2 separate regions of the Homo sapiens genome follow, and region 1 is linked to region 2. A link is a loop called in an ENCODE intact Hi-C map of the cell type or tissue named here. Cell type or tissue: PC-9. All regions are shown on one strand. Links, peaks and the distances in the headings refer to the core of each region. The heading gives the core; the rest is flanking DNA.

Region 1 (4,644 bases), core at 266-4,265, 180 kb after region 2:
GAAGGCAGGAGCCAGCCCCAGCCAGGACGCACTCACACACACCCACACCAACCACACTCACATCCCATGGCAGGGCGCACTCACACACACCCACGCTTACTCACACTGGGATACGCCAAAGAACCTAATGTGCATAATCTCTGGAATGTGGGAGGAAAGCGGAGTGCCCTGAGAGAACCCCTGCAGATATGGGAAGAACGAGCGAACTCCACACAGGCAGTGGCCCCGGCCAGGGATAGGTTTTTTTCTCATCAAACTTAGAATGAACTGACTATGTGATTCAGGGACCTGCTGTACCACCATAAAGCAAAATGTTCACATCATGGGAGTGTGAAGGACTGGCTGGCTAACGTCAGCCTGGGAACTCCTTACTCACTGTGCTGCCGTGCTTAGGGTGGGTTCCCTGAGGAACAGACTCTGAGATGGAGATCTGCTTGCAGGAGGCTCGCTGGGACTGCTCTCAGTGAATAAAGGAGTGGAAAGGAGTGAGGGAAGCAATACGGTTGCAACAGAGGCCTCCACTGGTCCCACAGAAAGTTCTGGAGCTGGGGTGGCCTTTCAAAGTTGTCTCCGGTCAAGGCAGGGAGGCTGGGCCTTTGAATACCCACACTGACTGATCACTGGATATGAGCTGCACCCAGGGAGGGCACATAACCTTGGGGGAAGCTCTCTGTGGCTGACGGAGACTCCCACAGAGAAACTAAGCTGTGAGCTTTGAGCAGTCAATATGTGCTGCTTGGGCAAAGAAGGCCTTAGTCCTGAAGGGGGAATTTGGGGCCCTGCACCACAGCATCTGCTATTTCATTTGGTAGTATGGGAATTAATTCCTCAGTGTATTCAAAACTATATAATATAGTAATGAAACCCAAGCAGCCCCATCTATTTGGAACACATCTTCCAAAAAAGACAGTAAAACATGTCTTTGAGCAGATGAAATATATGTCACCAAGTCTATGCACCACAGTCAATGAACTTTATTCATATGGGAGTCTCTGCACAAGAAACCAGGCAATAATAATTCCTATGCCCATATCCAGTTAAAAATAACAAATTAAAAGTGGTTCCAGGTATGGTGGCTCACACCTGTGATCCCAGCACTCTGGGAGGCTGAAGCGGGAGGACAGCTTGAACCCAGGAGTTCAAGACCAGCCTGGGCAACATCATGAGGCCCCATCTCTACACAAAATAGAAAGAATTAGTTGGGTGTGGTGGTGCACACCTGTAGTCCCAGCTACTAGGGAAGCTGAGGAGGGAGGATCGCTTGAGCCCAGGAGATCAAGGCCACAGTGAGCTATGATTGCACCACTGCACTCCAGCCTGGGCGACAGAGTGAGACTCCATATCTAAAAATAAATAAATAAATGAATGAATAATAATGATTATGTCTTCAAGAAAATGGTATTCTATACATTTTGTTTATAAGGGAAAAACAAATTTCAGATGATTTCCTTCCAGAACAGTTAATTTTTTAAAAGCTTGACTGCTTATTCACAGCCATCCAGAAAACTGGGCTATCCAAACTGCACGCCATTCTCTGAAAGTTCTGTAGAGTCAAGTGTTGACAGTATGCATAGACCCGGAAGTTAAAGGTTAATGGGCCTTCAACAAAGGGTTTATTAGGTAGATGTTCACATTGCAGATTTGTGGCAGTGCCTTTATATCCTATTTCTATCCTTCCTTAATCAGGTCCCCTACGCACATGCTTGATAAGCAAGAGAAGAGGAGCAGGTTTTTCAGGTGAATTAAGCAACTCAATTGCAAGGAGTTCAGAGCATGCTCTTAGCCCACCAGCCATCTTGCCCTTGCTAACCTGGTTTAGAAAAACTTTCTGCTTGCAGGTATGATAGAATCCTGCTCATTCATTCAGTCAAAAGTGAGTATTTGGGGAAAAATGGAGATGAAGAAGGTGCAATGAAAGCAACTCTCTGACCAGCTTTCAGAAACCATGACTGCTGCAGGAGCGAGCAGTTCTTGTCTTTGGACTGACTCAACCAAATATGAGGAGAAAGTATTCCTGAAATTTTACTTAACTGGAGAGTCAACGGGAGTAAATTTTTTTGTGAAACACTGAATCATTCTAATGCACGCAGCCAGAAGTTTATGCAATTCCTCTTTTATCACCGGAAGATCTTTAGTAACTGTGGGCACTCCTCTTATTTCAATAACTTCAGAGAAGGCTTGTTGACAACTTAGATTAAGCCAGTGGATACATGCTACCTTTTCCCATTCATAAAGTCAAAGAACTAGGATGTGCTGAAAACCTGTAAGTCATTAAAGGACTGGAATTTTTCTTTCTTACCTTAAACTCTTTTTAACAACTCCTATAAGATCCTTATGCCATGAAAACAATTAGGAATCCTCTAATCTTAAAAGCATACAAATCTGCCTCTCTCCTCCCCTCACCAAACATTTTTTTGTCTCAGTCAAGCCTCCTGGCTCATGTGGCACTTTTGACATGCACATAGACTGCTGTATTTTCATAGTGTGGAAGGTGAAACCCACTGTATACCTGGACAACCTCTCTGCTAATGAAATCCACCTGTTTTCCAGTTTTGCTTATATTGTATTTTCAGTGCAGCACCAGGAAGGCTGTGAGCACTTGAATAAACATTAAATCGTGAAAATAATTGTGTCTCCTTTACTTACCTTTTTGCATTTAGTTGCTTAATATCTTGTGTAGTGCACACCAGGCAAAACGCAAATTAATATAAACCGTAGATTTTTATACCTAAGAGATTTGACTTCATGTAATGATTAATTTCTCACTCATATAAATTATTTAATATGTTACAAGCCTTGAAGAGTAGACTGTCAGAAAATATACATAAAAATATGGGAGACCCACTTCGATTCACCATGTCCCCCATGATTAACAAAATCCATACCCCAAACACAAATTGAGTGAGATTGGCCATCATCTCCATAGCAGAACTTACACTTTTATATCATATAAAGAGAACCTTATTTTCTCCATGGAAAGATAGACAAAAATTAGCGTGCCTGACCTTAAAAACATGGTTGGATGACTTATTTCCAACATCAGTGGAGCAAGCTGGAGATTACTATTTGTACCTCAGGGAAATAAGGTGTATTTGATGCTCCTACCCTTATGTTGCAGAGAATCACAGAAGATAGCTAATGTCATTAAAGGTGGCATTCCAGTGGGGTTAATGAGTAACTAAAGGCCCATTGTAAAGGGATAGCATCTGGAATATGCATGGCCTAGGAGGAAGAACGGACCTTAAATTAAACTGGCAACATGACAAAGTAATCTTGTTTAAGGTGAGAAGTTAAAGCTTCTTTAAGCTATAGGAGATCTGATTACATCACTGGTAATTTATTTTACTATATTACATTCATATTCATTCATTCATCCTTACATTACCTAGAGTGGGAACACATAAGCCATCATTGTTCCATGAAACCAGAGAGCAGATTCTAGCTCTTCTGCTTCCAGGCATGATGGAATAACCGGTACCAGAGTTTTTCTCCCCGCTGGAGACAACCAGAAAGCTGGACAAAATGTATGAAACAACAGTTTTCAGATATTAGACAAAGGAGAGCACAGGACCATGATCCTTAAGAGAAGAGAGACAAGTCCCAGCTACTTGGGAGGCTGAGACAGGAGAATGGCGTGAACCCGGGAGGCGGAGCTTGCAGTGAGCCGAGATCGCGCCATTGCACTCCAGCCTGGGCGACAGAGCGAGACTTCGCCTCAAAAAAAAAAAAAAAAAAAAAAAGAGAGAAGAGAGACAAACAAGGTTGCCCTCTGCTCACCCCAGCTTTCTGCTGAAGGCACTATCTGGACTACAGTCCAGGGAGGGGGAACTCAGGCAGTATATGGGGGTCTGGTGATTGAGGAGGCCGAGATTAAAGTTCTGGGAGGCTGAGGAGACAAAGTGTTTGGGATGGAGTAATGGTGAGAAAGGAGCTGCACAGAGCAAAAGCTCCAGAAATTTGCATGAGTTCTCCTTCAGCCTGTGGCTGAATACTAAGCTGAGCACCCACAGAATGAGACTACACAAGGCAGGGCTAATAACAGGGGCAAACATAACTATCAGGATGCTAGAAGCAATTCCTGGAGCTCACACAATGCTAGGAGGCATTCAAGGACAGACCTCTTTAAACACCTGGCACATTCAGTAGAGGTCCCAGAAAGATCAAGCCTTAGAAGGAGGGCTCAACTAACTATAGTCTTAGGTGATTCTGTATCTACATAGCAAACTTAAAAAGAAGCCTTAAAAGGACCAAACTGATCCCCAAGTATTTTAGCTGCCTGCCAAAAAGCCCACAATACCCTTTGAAAGAAGATAACAACATACACCAACACAAAACATCACAATATCTAGTATACAATATAAAATGGTAAGACTTGTGAAGAAGCAAAAAAGAAAAAAAAAAGTGACCTGTAGCTATTTTAGGCGGCCCTAACATGCCACAGATGGCGGAATTATCAGACAAGAACTTAAAAAGCTACCGCAAATGTATTCAAGGATTTAAGTTAAAATGTGAATACAAATGGAAATTAAATTGAAGATATGTAAAAGCTGAATGGACATTTGAGAGCTGAAAAATACAATATCTGAAATAAAAATTTCACCAGATGAGATTAACAGCATTTTAGACAATGCAAAAATGCAAAAT
Region 2 (4,644 bases), core at 164-4,163:
ACTACCATCTTGAGATAGTCATCAAAATACATGAAAGGTTAATGAGATTTTCCTAACAATATATCTGAATAGGGGAAAAGTTACACATATCTATCAAGTCATTGCATAGCTCTCTGGGAGGTGTTCATGTGAAAATAAATGACTGCATAGAAGGGCTTTCCATGGCTGGGACGGTGTCTTCTCAGTGTGTTCTGCAGTTCTTACAGCCCTGGGAGCGTTGTGCAGACATCAGAATCAAAGCCAAACCCTGTCATTAAAAACTGAGCTACAAAGCCGGGCGCGGTGGCTCATGCCTGTAATCCCAGCACTTTGGGAGGCAGAGGCGGGCAGATCACGAGGTCAGGAGATCAAGACCATCCTGGCCAACATGGTGAAAACCCATCTCTACTAAAAATACAAAAAAATTAGCTGGGCATGGTGGCATGCGCCTGCAATCCCAGCTACTCGGGAGGCTGACGCAGGAGAATTGCTTGAACCAGGGAGGTGGAGGTTGCAGTGAGCCGAGATCACGCCACTGCATTCCAGCCTGGCAACAGAGCAAGACTCTGTCTCAAAACAACAACAACAACAACAACAACAAACTGAGGTACAGAGACATGATCCAGGTCATCCAAGCTGATGGCAGAATTGGGACTAGAATTCAGGTACAATTTTATTCTATAATTCCATGTTGTTTTCTCAGTTTCCAGTCAGAGAAGAGCTCTGCTGCTTGGAAAACCTAACTCAGTAACAATTACAACCCATTCTGGGTTTTCTAAACAGTGCTGCTCAATGAGTGAACAGATGTTGGAGAGTCCACTGAAGTAGTCCAGGCAGCTCAGAGCCTTGCAGAAGATAAAATTCACATATGTAATAAAAGGATAGAGCTTCTAGTTGCCCCGGAATAATCAAGAATGCTACAAGGAAAGAAAGGTAACATAATATCTAGAATCTATTTTTATGCCTCATGTTGAACTTCTTAAGAGGTAACTCTAGACCAGCCTGATCAACAAGGTGAAACCCCGTCTCTACTAAAAATACAAAGATTAGCCAGGCATGGTCGTGCACACCTGTAATCCCAGCTACTCGGGATGCTGAGGCATGATAATCGCTTTAACCTGGGAGGCGGAGGTTGCGGTGAGCCGAGATTGTGCCACTGCACTCCAGCCTGGGCGACAAAGTGAGACGACATCTCAAAAAAAAAAAAAAAAAAAAAAAAAGAGGTAACTCTGGTAGTTCTCCTGAAAGGTGAAATAGTGGGATTCAATACCTTTTCTAAACCTAGGTCGGGTTCTTCCCAGAGGAAAGCAAGGCTGCTTGAATGAATATTGCTGTGGCCAGTTATTTTGATGCCGAGAAAGGAGATGGATCCTAAAAGAGGGTGATAGGCTCAGGGGGCTTAAGTTCATTCATTAAAGTTAGGATGACCAATACATTGTTACACTATTCTCAAAAACTTTATGGACTTTTCTCCCTTTTCAAAATAATGTTGACTTGTGCTATCTGAAAACACTTCCTGCGTTTCAGACTCAGCCTGCAATATGTTAACAGCCAACAGTTGAACAATATTCTGTGTGTGCATTTGTAGCGCAGTAAACCATTTACTCAAAGAAACAAAAACCCAAAACAACTTCCCGCCTCCCCCAATGAAGACAGCAGAAGAGAACTAACTGATTTGTCTGTTGTCTTTCCTGTCAAGATCGCCCTCGCCTTTGCTTTGGTCAGCGGGAAGGACTTTATGTATGAGTCATACAAATGTTTTGCCAGGGCCCGGAGGTCAGCGGACTCTGGATTCAGCTGGTCGATATCACTGGAGATCTCCGCCAACAGCTTCTCCTTCTCGGCCTGTGGCATCCGCCCAAACCTGATGGCTATAGAGGAAGAGGAATGACAGGATGAATCATTGGATTACTACTGCTCTGAACACACACTGTGCTCTCCCAGCCCTCGTTCCCACACAGTAGAAGCCCTCCTCCTCCACTGCTCTTGAGTCCTGGTTTCTGTCTACCACTTTGCTCATGTTTTTATTTCACAAAAGTAGCACAGACCATCAGTAAAAATTAAACCGTTAACTTTCATTTTTAAAAGTTAATGCATACTCCTGCTGAGAAAGTGAAAGAATTCGAGTTTAGCAAAGGGAGGGAAGTATGTCGACTTAAACGTGAAATAATTGAGAACCAACTCCTACTCATCCCTCAAGACCCAATTCAAAGGTCACCTTCTTTGTATCCCCAGCACTTGACCTAAGGTCAGGCACTAGAAGGATCAACACGTTTCACGAATTAAAATACGAAACTGTGCAGAATTCAAAGTTGTACAGACATAGGCTTTGTTCTCAGGGAGTTTATAAGATTTGTTTGTCTCTGTTAAAAAGAAATATGGATGGTGCTTTATCACATTTTACTAGTCCAGAGAGCACTTTTACATGTAGCGGAGAGAAGCCATAGTTATCTCCCGACTCTCCAGAGTTACCACTTAATGATGTTTGTCAGAAAGACAAACTGGCTGCCTGTAGGGTGAGGAAGTGTCAAAGAAGATAATGAAAGAAAGAAAAGCAACAAGGAAAATGTAAGAGGGGTTAGTGGGGACTAGTTTGGGGAAAAAATAAACTGTAACTTTTCAACTCAGATATGTTTTCTTTCCTTCTTACCAATATGTTCAGCAAAATATTATTTTGAATCATGTTCCTTTGGGAACACACTTTGGGTTCTATGTTTCCCATAATAAGGGTACCTGGCCATCATGTCCACTGTTCCCCATGCATACATAGCTCTGTTCTTACACTCACGATGTGGTATCACAGCCATGCGTTTTTATGGTGATCGGCTTCACTAGACTATATGCTCCTCGAGCGCAGAGACTGTCATATTTGTTTATGTCTCTAGCAAGACTCTGTCTCTGCTGAATCCCAGAACAAAGAGATTTTTATTTTATTTTATTTTATATTTTGAGATGGAGTCTTGCTCTGTCGCCCAGGCTGGAGTGCAGTGGCACAATCCCAGCTCACTGCAACCTCCACCTCCTGGGTTCAAGCGATTCTCCTGCCTCAGCCTCTGAGTAGCTGGGATTACAAGGGGTGGGCCACCATGCCTGGCTCAGTTTTGTATTTTTAGTAGAGACAGGGTTTTACCACGTTGTCCAGGTGGGTCTCAAACTCCTGACCTCAAGTGATTCACCCACCTCAGCCTCCCAAAGTGTTGGGGTTACAGGCATGAGCCACTGTGCCCAGCCAGAGATAGTTATTTTATATGTTATTATGCTAAGGGTAGCATTTCTACCATGAGACATGACAGCACACGACAACTTTCCCATCTGAGTACTCTGTGAATATTACCTTGGATTTTCCCAAGAAGAAACTGACATGTACCCTTGAGTCTCAAATTCATAAATTCATTTCCATTGACCCTAAATAAATTTTATCGCTGACTAATACAACTATTGTTTGGTAGGGGCCTCCTTAGAGACCAGACTTGGGTGTTAGAGGGGAAGAAAATCTTACCTCTCAGTTGGGATTCCTTTAAATTGAATTAGCCTATATTTAGATACTTTTAGTGAATATATCCTTGGTACATGGCCTCTTCATATAGAAACCTTTAAACTAGGAGGTTTTGGTCAAAAATCCTGTTCCCTACTCACTCTTCCCCATTTTCTTTCTGTGTTGTTCCATGGGGCTGGGGTATGGTTGTTCATATTTTTATCTACTGGTGACCCCAGCCCCTGGTGCTAGGCTTGTCTGGGTCCCTCAGGATATGACCTTATCTCACAGCACTGATCACAGGAATTAATCTATAATGTTTTCTTTCCTCCCTTGCCATATAATCTCCACAAAGGCAGGAATCTTGTTCATTATTGTATCCTCAGCACTTAGTACAATTTCTGGCACATATTAAGTCCTTGTCTACTGTATTTTGAAATACAATGGAAAGAAAACCCCAGATAGCATATTCCTTCAAAATCCTCTGTGACCTCCTGACCACTTTGCTCAGATAGAATTCCTTATGCAGTTGGCCCTCCATACCCGCAGGTTCCACATCTGCAGATTCAACCAACTGTGGATTGAAAATATTTGGAAAAAAGAACCAATAAAAAATAATATGGGCTGGGTGTGGTAGCTCACACCTGTAATCCCAGAACTTTGGGAGGCCAAAGTGAAAGGATTGCCTGAGGCCAGGAATTTGAGAGCAGCCTGGGCAACATAGAGAGACCCTGTCTGTACAAAAATAAAAATAAAAATAAATAGCTGGGCGTGGTGGTGTGCGCCTCTAATCCCAGCTACTCAGGAGGCTGAGGTGGAAGGATCCCTTGAGCCCAGGAGTTTGAGGCTGCAGTGAGTCGTGATAGAGCCACTACACTTTAGCCTGGGTGACAGCAAGACTCTGTCTCTAAAATAAATAAATAAAACAATGATAAAAAATAAGACAAATAAAAAAATACAGTATAACAACTTTTTTTTTTTTTTTGAGACAGGGTCTCGTTCTGTCACCCAGGCTGGAGTGCAGTGGCACAATCATGGCTCACTGCAGCCTCGACCTCCTGGGTTCAAGCGATTCTCCCACCTCAGCCTCCTGCGTAGCTAGGACTACAGGTGTGTGCCACCACGCCTGGCTAATTTTTAATTTTTTTGTAGAGACAGGGTTTCACCATGTTGCCCAGGCTGGTCTCGAA

What was found. Peaks named below come from ENCODE experiments on the same cell type or tissue, not always from the same donor. Only the 100,000 strongest peaks of a DNase experiment are listed, where the experiment ranks them.
Region 1: a loop joins it to region 2, with 3 times the contacts of the local background. A loop is called at or near these places in 1 of 110 quality-filtered maps.

What each region holds. Positions count from the first base shown.
Region 1 is chr3:12,220,395-12,225,038 of GRCh38, reverse strand. No RefSeq gene overlaps it. Among named protein-coding and RNA genes, the nearest start is that of TIMP4, 64 kb to the right of the region's middle. RefSeq lists an enhancer at 276-1,004. In PC-9, for the core only: no CTCF peak of the experiment used is centred there; DNase peaks (open chromatin) are centred at 1,728 and 2,088; H3K4me3 peaks cover 1,156 bases; H3K27ac peaks cover 2,437 bases.
Region 2 is chr3:12,403,088-12,407,731 of GRCh38, reverse strand. PPARG (peroxisome proliferator activated receptor gamma) reads right to left here. Exons shown (of 8, transcript NM_138711.6): 6 at 1,651-1,850. Among named protein-coding and RNA genes, the nearest start is that of TSEN2, 79 kb to the left of the region's middle. RefSeq lists enhancers at 1,554-2,133, 1,030-2,229. In PC-9, for the core only: no CTCF peak of the experiment used is centred there; a DNase peak (open chromatin) is centred at 1,821; H3K4me3 peaks cover 850 bases; H3K27ac peaks cover 3,603 bases.